Linked DNA regions of Homo sapiens: region 2 is linked to region 1. Evidence: chromatin loops called from intact Hi-C (ENCODE). Cell type or tissue: HepG2. All regions are shown on one strand. Each heading gives the region's core, and the rest is flanking DNA. Links, peaks and the distances in the headings are about the cores only.

The links. A loop is a pair of places that touch in the nucleus more often than their neighbours do. Peaks named below come from ENCODE experiments on the same cell type or tissue, not always from the same donor. Only the 100,000 strongest peaks of a DNase experiment are listed, where the experiment ranks them.
Region 2: it touches region 1 in a loop (32-fold over the local background); 83 of 110 quality-filtered maps call a loop at or near these places.

What each region holds. Positions count from the first base shown.
Region 1 is chr7:13,279,468-13,284,863 of GRCh38, reverse strand. No RefSeq gene overlaps it. Among named protein-coding and RNA genes, the nearest start is that of ARL4A, 590 kb to the right of the region's middle. In HepG2, for the core only: a CTCF peak has its summit at 2,263 (motif pointing left); no DNase peak of the experiment used is centred there.
Region 2 is chr7:14,688,698-14,694,093 of GRCh38, reverse strand. It overlaps DGKB (diacylglycerol kinase beta), which reads left to right. Exons shown (of 26, transcript NM_001350709.2): 9 at 1-19. Among named protein-coding and RNA genes, the nearest start is that of DGKB, 210 kb to the left of the region's middle. In HepG2, for the core only: a CTCF peak has its summit at 2,264 (motif pointing right); no DNase peak of the experiment used is centred there.

The DNA of each region.
Region 1 (5,396 bases), core at 227-5,226:
GACTTGAGAGGTAAGTTTCTTTTCTTCTGAGTTTAATTTTGAATAACAAAATAAAACAATTAAATTAGTGGAATAAAAATGTTTGCAGTCATGAAGTGTTTGACTGAGACAGTCACAAAATAATCCATTTAAAGTTGGCTTTTCTGTATTTGAGCCATTAGTCATCTCACTAAATTACAGACAGAACTGCATAGGTGAGGGGAAAAAAAACTAACATGTCACCTATTTTTCTGCTGCAAGCAAATGTAATAGGTATTGTATTGCTTTATTTTAGCACTTCCTAACATGAAGTAAGTGTACACAGGAATAAAACTAAAAGGTTGAAATCCAATTTTACCGTTGTATTTCTTGAATTACTAACAGTACTTTTAGTATGGGTTACTACATTCCAACTTCTGTCAAAATTCTAGCAGTCAAGGACCATTCAGTATTTCAGGGAATCTTGATAAGGATAAATCTATTAGGAGGGAGAAGGCTCAGGTGGCTGGAAGCCATCCCTGTAAGTGATAAACATGGCACCTTGAATAAATAAAGCTTGATTGTGGATTTGACAAGGTCTATGTGTTGATTCTCAGGTAGAAACATCTGCATTTTTAGGGCATTCTGAATGTTTACCTGTTCATTAAACAAGTACCCATTAGCTTTTTCTCTATTATAGATCATGTAAAAGGCACTGGGGATACAGCAATGAGAAAATGAAGAATAAGAACAATAATTACTCATGCAATTAGAACAGTATCACTTGCTATTACTGCTGAGAGTATCCCTAATCATCTATTTACTGAACTGTTACTAAGATTCTACTTTGGACTATGCTTTGTATTGGGCACAGATGCTACAATGGCAGACAAGGTCTAAACCCTACTGGGAAGAAGGTATGTGGCCTAATGTAAGGTTTCCAGGCCTGAATATCCTGAGAAACCCATAAGATTTATTAAATTGTAATATTTACAGTTCTACCCAAGGTATTTGTATTAAAAGAAAATAAAAATGTAAAAAAAAATTCCAGATGATTCTGACAAACTGCTAATTGTGAAATCGTTCTCTAGTCTAACAACACAAGAAAATACTAAATGCTATCCTCTTACAGAACTTTGACATTTGGAAAACATTTACCCTCATATACTTGGGCTTTTGTATGTGTTATTCCACTTGGCAAATGCAGAGTGTCCATTTTCCTGAGCAATAATATAAAATCAACATAAAATAATAAAACATCATTTTAATGTAATTTAGTTTATTAAGGCTTTATTTTTGTACTTGTGTTCTTCAACATTCCAATTTTATTTTTAATGTAGAGGCTATTGATGGTATTTACTAGAGAGATAATCATGGCAATCAACTCGACTCTGCCATATACATATGGTGTTATGCTTGTAGAACATTGAATTTTCTTGGCAAAAGTTACTTTCCCATTCTTGGACAATAACACTGGAAAAACTGCCCCAAAATTCAGCATTGTCCTTGGCACCTAAACTCAATCACTGCCCATCTATTCATAGAGATTCTTCTTTTACTTTTGTCCTGTATAAATTAGTTGCCAATATGGCCCCTCAAGATAAACGCTTGACTAAGAGGGCCAGAATTACATCTTAAAAGAGTTATCTATATTTTGATATATCAAGTTATTGCCATTTGTTGACATAATTTTATGTAATTTCTATAATTTCAGTCATCATAAGGCTGCCTGCCGTAGCATAACATTTTCCTGCCTAATTTTGACTAGTCGAGGGATGAGCAAGCATATTTAAAATAGCTATGTTACTATCCACATAGATCACTGATGTCAAAGTCCAGAATAATTTGCTTAAAAGCTGGAAATTAAGAAATGTGAAGCCATTATTTCAAGTTTGCTAGATCAAAAAAATTTTCATGATAGTGTTAACCCAGGTGCCATTTGAAACAGTTTGGCTAACGATCTTCTTAAGAGTTAAAAACGAAACAAAGTGACTTCATTGGAGTTTAATCCTATCCTTTGATTGCTGGATGCTATATTAATTTTTTCACCAGTTCAGCTGTTCCAATGTAACAAATTGGCTTTATCTTCATTGGTCAGCTTCTTCCTGTAATTCAGACAACTTAATGGATTTTAGTTCTAAATAGAGTATGGTTTGTTTCTGAGTATTAATTTCAACTTTAGTTATTGTGCAAATTATGCCCTAACTTAAAATTGAACCACATTGACCACTAAAACAGAAAAGTCTAATATATGACCCAAATTAACAAATTTTGCCCAGACAGCAAAGTTAAGTTGGCTTGATTTCCTCATTCTCATATACTATTTCACAAAGCATGTTCTCCATCTAGTGGCTGGAAAGCTCAGAGGACAAGCTTATCTCATTATTACTAATTCACTATATATTTATATATCTTTATAAGAATAAACAAATCACATATATATGACAATTGAGTTTTTATTCTTGCCTTCTACACTATTATAGGGGACAGGACAAGGATTCGGTTTTATTAACTTTACATTAACTGAGACCTTCAACATGACAAGACAAACAATTTTTTAATTGCTTGAAATAAGACTGAGAAAGAATACAGTAAGTAGATTTCTGCAGAGTATAAAATAACATAAATGTCATGTATAATTGTTAGTAAGTGCTTGTTTTTATTATGGAACCAAATCAGGTAACAGAATCCTGGATTATAAAAGGTATCTCTTGGAATCTATGTTCTTGGCTATATTTCTAATCAATTATTTGTTTATTGGGTCTGGTACTTTCTACTGGATCCACATTATGAGCAAGAACAGCTCATTTTTCCTTTCTCTACAGTTACTAATGAAATGTTCCTTTCCATTTCATCACACTACTTCAGCTCTCATTTTCTGCTAGTTGTCATGTTCTTGGAGTAGTTCTTATCCCAGAAAAAGAAAAAAAAACTTTAATCAGTAAAAATACTAAATACTATCAAAGATCATAAGAGGATATTTTATACATATATGCATGTCTATTTTTTTAACTGGAAATTTCAAAGGTTTTCCTTGACCTTGGTGAGTGCTGCTTTGGTAAAACGAATGCCTTGGGGAACTAAGTCAACTCCGAAAGAGCTGAAAATCTTCCCTCACAACACCAGAGAGGAATATTTTAGAATCAGAAGTATGTTAGGATTCATGTTCTTGTATTTGCCCATTTTACAGATGACATAGATGGAGCTAGCCCAGAGTAGTAAAAGGATGAAGTTGAGGTAAAGTAGGCTTCAGAATAAGATGTGTTCAAATACTCCATCTGCCACTGGCCAGCTCTGTTATCCCAGGCCAGTGACTTAAACCTGCAGAGCCATGGTTTCTGTTCCATAAAATGTGAGTACTATTACCTGAAGTGTAGGGTCATTATTAAGATGAAGCAAGACACAGACAGACAGACAGACAGACAGACAGACAGATGATTGATAGACAGATGATAGATAAATCGATAGCTATTATAAACACTTGGGACATGTAGCTGGCAATCTATCATCTATCTATCTATCTCAAGAGTTTATTATAGTGCCTGGTACATAACAGAATTTTTTAAAACGTAAGGTTAATTACATAGTAAGTTAAAATGAAAGACCTAGGTCTTGAACCTGTCTTAAGCCCAGATTTTCCATCATGCCACATGGTTATACATTGATCTTTTAAAGACTTAATGATAAAATGGTATTCATGAAGCTGAGTGAAGAAAGTGCTTTATAGCAATTGCTGACTTAATAAACTGATGTCTCTAAAAGTTAAATGATGAGAAAATTAAATATAGCTTCAGCAATTAAATAATTTTTTTTCCACATAGCCTAAAATCTGGCAATTAAAAAAATAATTGTTATATTTATAACTATAAAACTATAATTATACTTCTGTAGATATGTAGTATAGCTTATATATTTCTAGAGTATGTGAAAAATGCATCAGAACACCTCTCTCTCCCTCTTTCTCTCAATACCTCATTAGATAAGTTTCCATGTTAAATAAGTAGTTTCCTCAAGAAAAAATGTAAAAATGATATTTAATAATTAGCAGACATATAGAACAGTGAGAAGGACTATTAAAGAAACACATGGATTTTTTTTTTTCTATTTTAACCAGGTTTTGCTCGCTATACTACTCAATGTCATCAGGTAATGAGCACTCCCACACTTCTTTTAGGTAAATGACAAACTGGAAGCACAATCCAATGCATGTATTCATTTTACTAACATAAGTATATCTAATAATAATTAACACTAATGAAATGGATTCAAATATTTCAGTAAAAAATTACAGACATCTCACAGAGCTATCGCAAAATACAAATGTTTCCCAACAGATTTCTTCTCACTTTGACAAATCTTTGTTCTTCATATCTTTGTCTTCAAAGTCAATAAACATCTTTCTAATTGAAAGGGCTTTTTTTTTTTTTTTTTTTTTTTTTTTGGAAATCAAGGCCTATAATATGTAAGTATGGACATACACATGAAAAAAATGTAAAAAAAAAGACAACTTATTAAAAGATTCATCAAGGAATTTTATATTTTTTCTGTGAATTAGAAAAATATACAGTTCTTGAAAAATGACGCATGAGGACTCACATGTACACTACCTTAGTGCTTAACATTTGCCTAATTTCTGTCTCATTTTCTAAGTTCACTATTAAAACTGAATGAGGGTTCTAACATTCTAAAATAAACTAATATTGTACTTCTCCTTAAATATTTAGAGCTCTTTTTGTAAAATTACTTTTTTAACAACTATAATACATTAAAGCTCTGAGTATAAAATTTCACTAAGGCCATATCAAAAATTTCAGGGACCTGTTGCTAATAATTTATAAACTTATAAAAGCCAATCTCGCCATCTAGTGGTTATAGATGAGAAATATGAATTAAAAGATTGAAAGTAACCGTTTCTATTTTAAGACATTTCAAATTAGCCAAACATATTTACTTGTGCAGTTTTTTAAAAGGTACAAAAACAATTCAGTAGAGAAAAGATAATCTTATCAACAAATGATGTTGGATAGATTATATTCCATTGGCAAACAAAAAGAATATTAGCCTATACCTCACAAATTAAACAACAACAAAAAAGCCCCTGAAAAAAATAGATTAAAACACAAACACTAAAAGTTGTAGGAAAAAATGGGACATAATTTTAGAGATTTAGGGATAAGCAAAAATTCTTAGATGACACCAAAAGCTTGATCCATAAAAGGAAAAACTGAAACGTTAAACCTTGTAATTAGAAACCTTTGCTCTGTGAAAGACAGAGGATGTTTCATTCGTTAAGAGGATGAAAAAAAAGCTACCTACAGACTGAGAGAAAATAGTTTCAAAACACATACTGGAGAAAGGAGTAGCATTTAAAAAATATGAAAACTCAAGTAAAAAAACAAATAATTTAATAGAAAATGAGCAAAAGATATGAACAGCCA
Region 2 (5,396 bases), core at 186-5,185, 1.4 Mb before region 1:
GCTCCTGGGCTTAGAAAATGTAAGCATTTCCACAGAGGAGGGTGGCCTGGTGGTGAGTCAGTGGGGCTCTCTATTACACATTTTGATTACAGATTGATGTGACCATTTTCTACCATTAAGCATGCAGTGAGTGCCTGGAACTTTTAATAAGTATGCCACGGTGCAATTTGACAGTAACTCCTTGTGTAGTAATACTTGCCACACACATATTGATTCACTCCAGGTATTACTTCAGGATTAAAAATATATTCTCTCTCTTTTGTTTTCCTCTGTTGAAGGTGCAATCTAGTGTTTTTAAGTTACTGACCTCCTCATATTATCTAAAGCAAGAGGCTCTCCAGTATTATTGTATTTTGCAGTTCTTTTGGTGCTTCATTATTTCAATGTTCCTCCTACCTATAAAGGTAATCTATTTTATTGAAAACTGATACTTGGAGGAGGCAGTTAAATATCTCCAGTGGTTTAAAGATTAGTGGTGCCAAAAGTCATTGCGTTTTCTGCCATTACCTTTAATGGCAGAAAACGCAATGACTTTTGCACCAACTTAAATAAACGTAAGTTTTTCCTGTATCAGCAGGAGCCAGGTTCTTATTCTATCGCCTGTCAAAAGTTTTCTTGGAGTAGTTCCTCTAGTTGCAATTAAATACCATTGTGAAGGAATAAAATAAATCAACCTAAGATGAGAATGTAATATAATAATGACTTTGAAAGCAAATCTTGCTGACCCAGACTTGAAGCAGATTTCAGTTATTTTTATTCTAAAAATCTGATGAAATCTATAGTGTATGCCAGATTTTTAAATTCAGCATTAATAGTTATGCAATAATTAGATATACTATGTATAGAATAACATGTCTACTTAATTTCAAAGAACATTAGGGGTGGAAAGAACAATGAAATTGTAATATTTAGAGTTTTAAGGTGTAAGACCATAGTATTCACCACTTTGCTGCCAAACCCAAAACTCTTCATACTTCTTATTACCAGCTGAAATATTTTTACAGATTCAAGACTATATCATAGTTATTCAAGACACCAAATTTTTAAAAGTCATTTCTCAAGATAACTTACTGTCTGTGTTTGTGAAACATATGAGTATATATAAAAATATGTTGGCACATATGGGTTTAGGAATATATAAATGGGCTTTAGGAATATACAAATGAGCTGAGGGTTAAGGAATATGTATAAGTTTAGGAAAAAATAATAGGTTTCAAGAGATTACTATTTGTTTTCTTTTTTACCTGGGTCTTCAAATTTCTTCTAAACTCAGTTGAAGCTTACCTTTCATGAGGCCCATGGGATCCAAGACATGGTCAGAGGATGGAAAACAATAAAATACTAATAAGTGATATATGGAAAGTTACCCTTAAACTAATTTATTTAAACAAAATATAATATATATATTATTGTTAATAAGTATGTAGTTCTACACTTAAAAATTTTGTGAAATAGTATTTTCTTGTACCTGAATTTCTTATACTACACATAACTGAGTATTTTTTTATAATACCATATTTAGCTCTATATTATCAATATTTATTTAATTGTTCATGTACCTTATGACAAAAACCATTATGTAAATCAGACTACTGGGAGAAAACAAAAGAAAAATTGACAAAATGTTGACATTTTAAGGTTTAATGTATACTTTATCCTGAAAAATTGTCAGATAACTTTAGTCAGGAAATTCCAATAATAATGATTCCCGAGAAGGACATTTTATGTTTGTAAAGCTAAACTTTGTATATTCTAAGCATCTATGTAAATTCTAGGATGAGAGAAGGAGGGAAGATGCAGGAATGAGCAAGTAAATCATCTGGTAGTCGAGGGTGAGATAGAAAAGTGCAGAAAGGGACAGTCAGTTGCCCGTATTTTAAATGTCACAAGAGATTTTTTGAAATGATGATTTTTTTTGGAAACTACTGCTGATATATTATTTATTATTTAATTTATAAATATAGATATTTGTGAAGTTATAAAAATTATCACAGGTAATAGAGTCCACAAATCTATATGATTTAACTCAAAGTATTTTAAACCAATATAATACCTCATTAGTTTCTAGTGTAGTATTATTTCAATTGTAAGGCAATTCTATGCATTTAATGTGCACTCTATTAACTGTACATAATTTACTTTTTAATAGTATTTGTAAACTTATTTTTTATGTTTTTAGTAAAAGGGAGTGTCTGGAGCTAAATAGGAGAAATCTAAGGTTTTATTATAGCTATCAGAGCTGTGTTCCAGAGTTGTGTTACCAGTGACGGCCGCTAGATGGCAGAGGCACCTTATTTAATCTCAAGAGACCACCTTAAATCTGAGACTAAATTCCGCCCCCCACCCCATCTCTGTAAAGAACAACTTTAAAAGAAGAAATTTCCCTTTTCTTTCATTTTTGTGAAAAAAGTAAGCCACCTACATTTTAAGCTGTCTTTTAATAAAATGTATAAGCCATATAATCATGTGTAATGATCACAAAATACAGCATCTATTTGTTAGAAAGAGCTGTTGAATTCTAAGGCATGGTAATTGTTTTAAAAAGCAAGAATGACACCAAGACAACTGAGTGATGAGAACCTTTTTTAGCAATTGAGATTTATTTCCTTTCTGTAGGCAGTTAATGTGTTACATTATTACCTGTAGAGAATTTGATCCATGAATCTATCCCCTCACCTTTGCTTATTTAATTGAAAATCTAGATACTGCAGTTTGAAGTTGGCCATTTGTTGTGAAGCTTGTCTTGTTAGGTTGTCCTATATGTTATTGTCTATTGTCAATTATGAGCTCGGGGAGTAGGTTCTAATTGATGGTGCATGTAAAATACCACAGTGTATTTGAAAGTGACTGTGGTGTCCTAGTCAAATTACACAGAAAAGGAAGTAGTCCTGGGAGAGTAATCTTCACTTCTAATGTAAGGCACAACATTTACGATTTCAATGCAATTTATTTTTCTCCAGCAACAGCAGTTTAAAAACTAGTCTATTTTAAAGAATATCTATTTTGGTACCAAAATCAGAAATGGAGTTGATGGGGACCAGATTCTATACCAAATAGCAGAGAGCAAGAGCCATATCTTTTCTCTTACAAGAGGCTCTACAAACTTTACAAAATACAAGATGAATGGGTCAGAAATGGTATAGAGTGTTAGTGTCTCTTAGATTTGAAGGAAAATTGAGAATTTGGATGGCTTTGTGATTCTGATTACCACAATGAAAATTTATACCTGAGACTTATTCATTCTTCCTTCAGAATTCATCTCATTGGAGAATTGTTTTTTAAAAAAATCCAATGTAATTAAAACACTTTTTTTGTTGAATAACTTTATATAGAGGTAAACTCTGTTCCAGTGATTGGAAACTGTCTGCAGAGGGAGAGATATTAAGTAATTTTGGCTATGGGGCCATAAGGTCTCCGCCTTAACTGCTAAACTCTGCTGTTCCAGCACAAATGCAATCGCAGAAATTATGTAAATGAACCACAAAAGCTATGTTTTAATAAAACTGCATGTGCAAAAACAGGTTGCTGGCCAGGTTTGACTCAGTGCCATAGTTTGCCAACCGCTGATCTGTTCTATCACTCATTTCTCAGATTAAAAAACAGAAAAAGTTTTAATTTATTTTAATTCATTTGGAAGAAAGGAATCTAATACCTTTTACTTGGCACAATCGGACAACCACAGCAAGACATGAGGACTAATAGACAGAAAGCATAGGAGCAGTGAACGTCATCAAATTGATCAGATAACAGACCTTAGCTCTGTTATTAACTAACTAGGTCATTTTTATACCAGGCAGTTGCTGTCTCCGGAAAAACGAGAAGTTAGCCAAGAAGAGAAGTTAGTGTTTCCTAATACTCTTTCAGTTTGAACATTTCCTTTTCCTGCATGAACAAGATAATTAATAAGGCTTCAATTTCTGAAATCTCTAACTTTGGATCGTCATTTAATTTTTTCAAGGAAAATTCCTGAATTTATATTATAGGGAAAAGAGAAATGTACATTTAAGCAGTAGACTAGCTTGAAATAGCGATACCTTAACTTGTTATTGTGGATTGTTGTACCCACATCTAGCCTGCATGGTTTCTGGATGGTTTATACTTTGGTCTCACTATATGTGTGCCAAAAATCCTGGTCTTCAATTCTTATAGGTCATTTAAACTTTGCCTTTGACTGAGATTGTTTAAGACACATTTTTTTCTTGACTCTCAGTAAAGTAATATGCAGTGTGTTCTCTGATGAAATTCCTGAGTGATGGAGAATAGAAGACTATGTATTATATTTTGGGAGCTGATGTTCAGCACATCGATTTTTAAAAGTTTTTAATTTGGTTAAGAGTTTTTGTTCTGCTGTCTATACTTTGCTCAATGTAGAAAGCAGTTACAAAACTAGATGAATGCAAAAATTCTTGAGATTCCAGATTGTGTCATTTAAGAAAAATGACTACGTGGTGTAACCTGCTGTTGATTTTGCATTTGAGCCTCAGGAATGACAGGTGACCTTACAATGTGTGGTCTGGAGATGAACAGTTGATGACAGCTCCACTCAGAATTTTAAAACTTTTCTCTGCATTCTCTTTGCCCAGGCCTAATAGAGCTCATCTTTTTGTCTAAAAGAGAAGTTTCGGCCGGGCGCGGTGGCTCACGCCTGTAATCCCAGCACTTTGGGAGGCCGAGGCGGGCGGATCACGAGGTCAGGTGATACCATCCTGGCTAACACGGTGAAACCCCGTCTCTACTAAAAATACAAAAAATTAGCCGGGCGCAGTGGGTGAAGGCAGGAGAATGGCACGAACCCGGGAGGCGGAGCTTGCAGTGAGCCGAGATCGCGCCACTGCCCTCCAGCCTGGGCGACAGAGCGAGACTCCTCTCAAAAAAAAAAAAAAAAAAAAAAAAATAAGAGGAGTTTCTGTCACATTGTCATAATTTTTTTTTTGGAGACCTTGGACAAAAAGTAAGGTAATTTAATGTTCTTTGTTATTTAATGAGTTGGAAGTAATTATTTGTAACATTAGCTCCTCTCTCTCTCTATATAAGTTAAGTCAGTTGAAACATAACTAGGTGTGGGGAGAGAAGCATGTGGGTTAGGACATCAATGAAATTTCTCCTTGAGGTCTTCTGAAAAAAAATTATTTATAGTAGCCCTAGTTCACTTGAACATTTTATGTGATCTTGGAAGTATTTATGGAAAAACTAAAACTTTAGAATCACTAGGATAAAGATTTTTATTTATGGAAAAACTAAAACTTTAGAATCACTAGGATAATGATTTTTATTTATGGAAAAACTAAAACTTTAGAATCACTAGGATAATAGGTTTTAAAAGTTCTGAAGAGCATTATTTCCTTTGAAACATCCCTTTGCCTTGTAGGCAACTAAGAGTTGGGGAAAATGTAAAG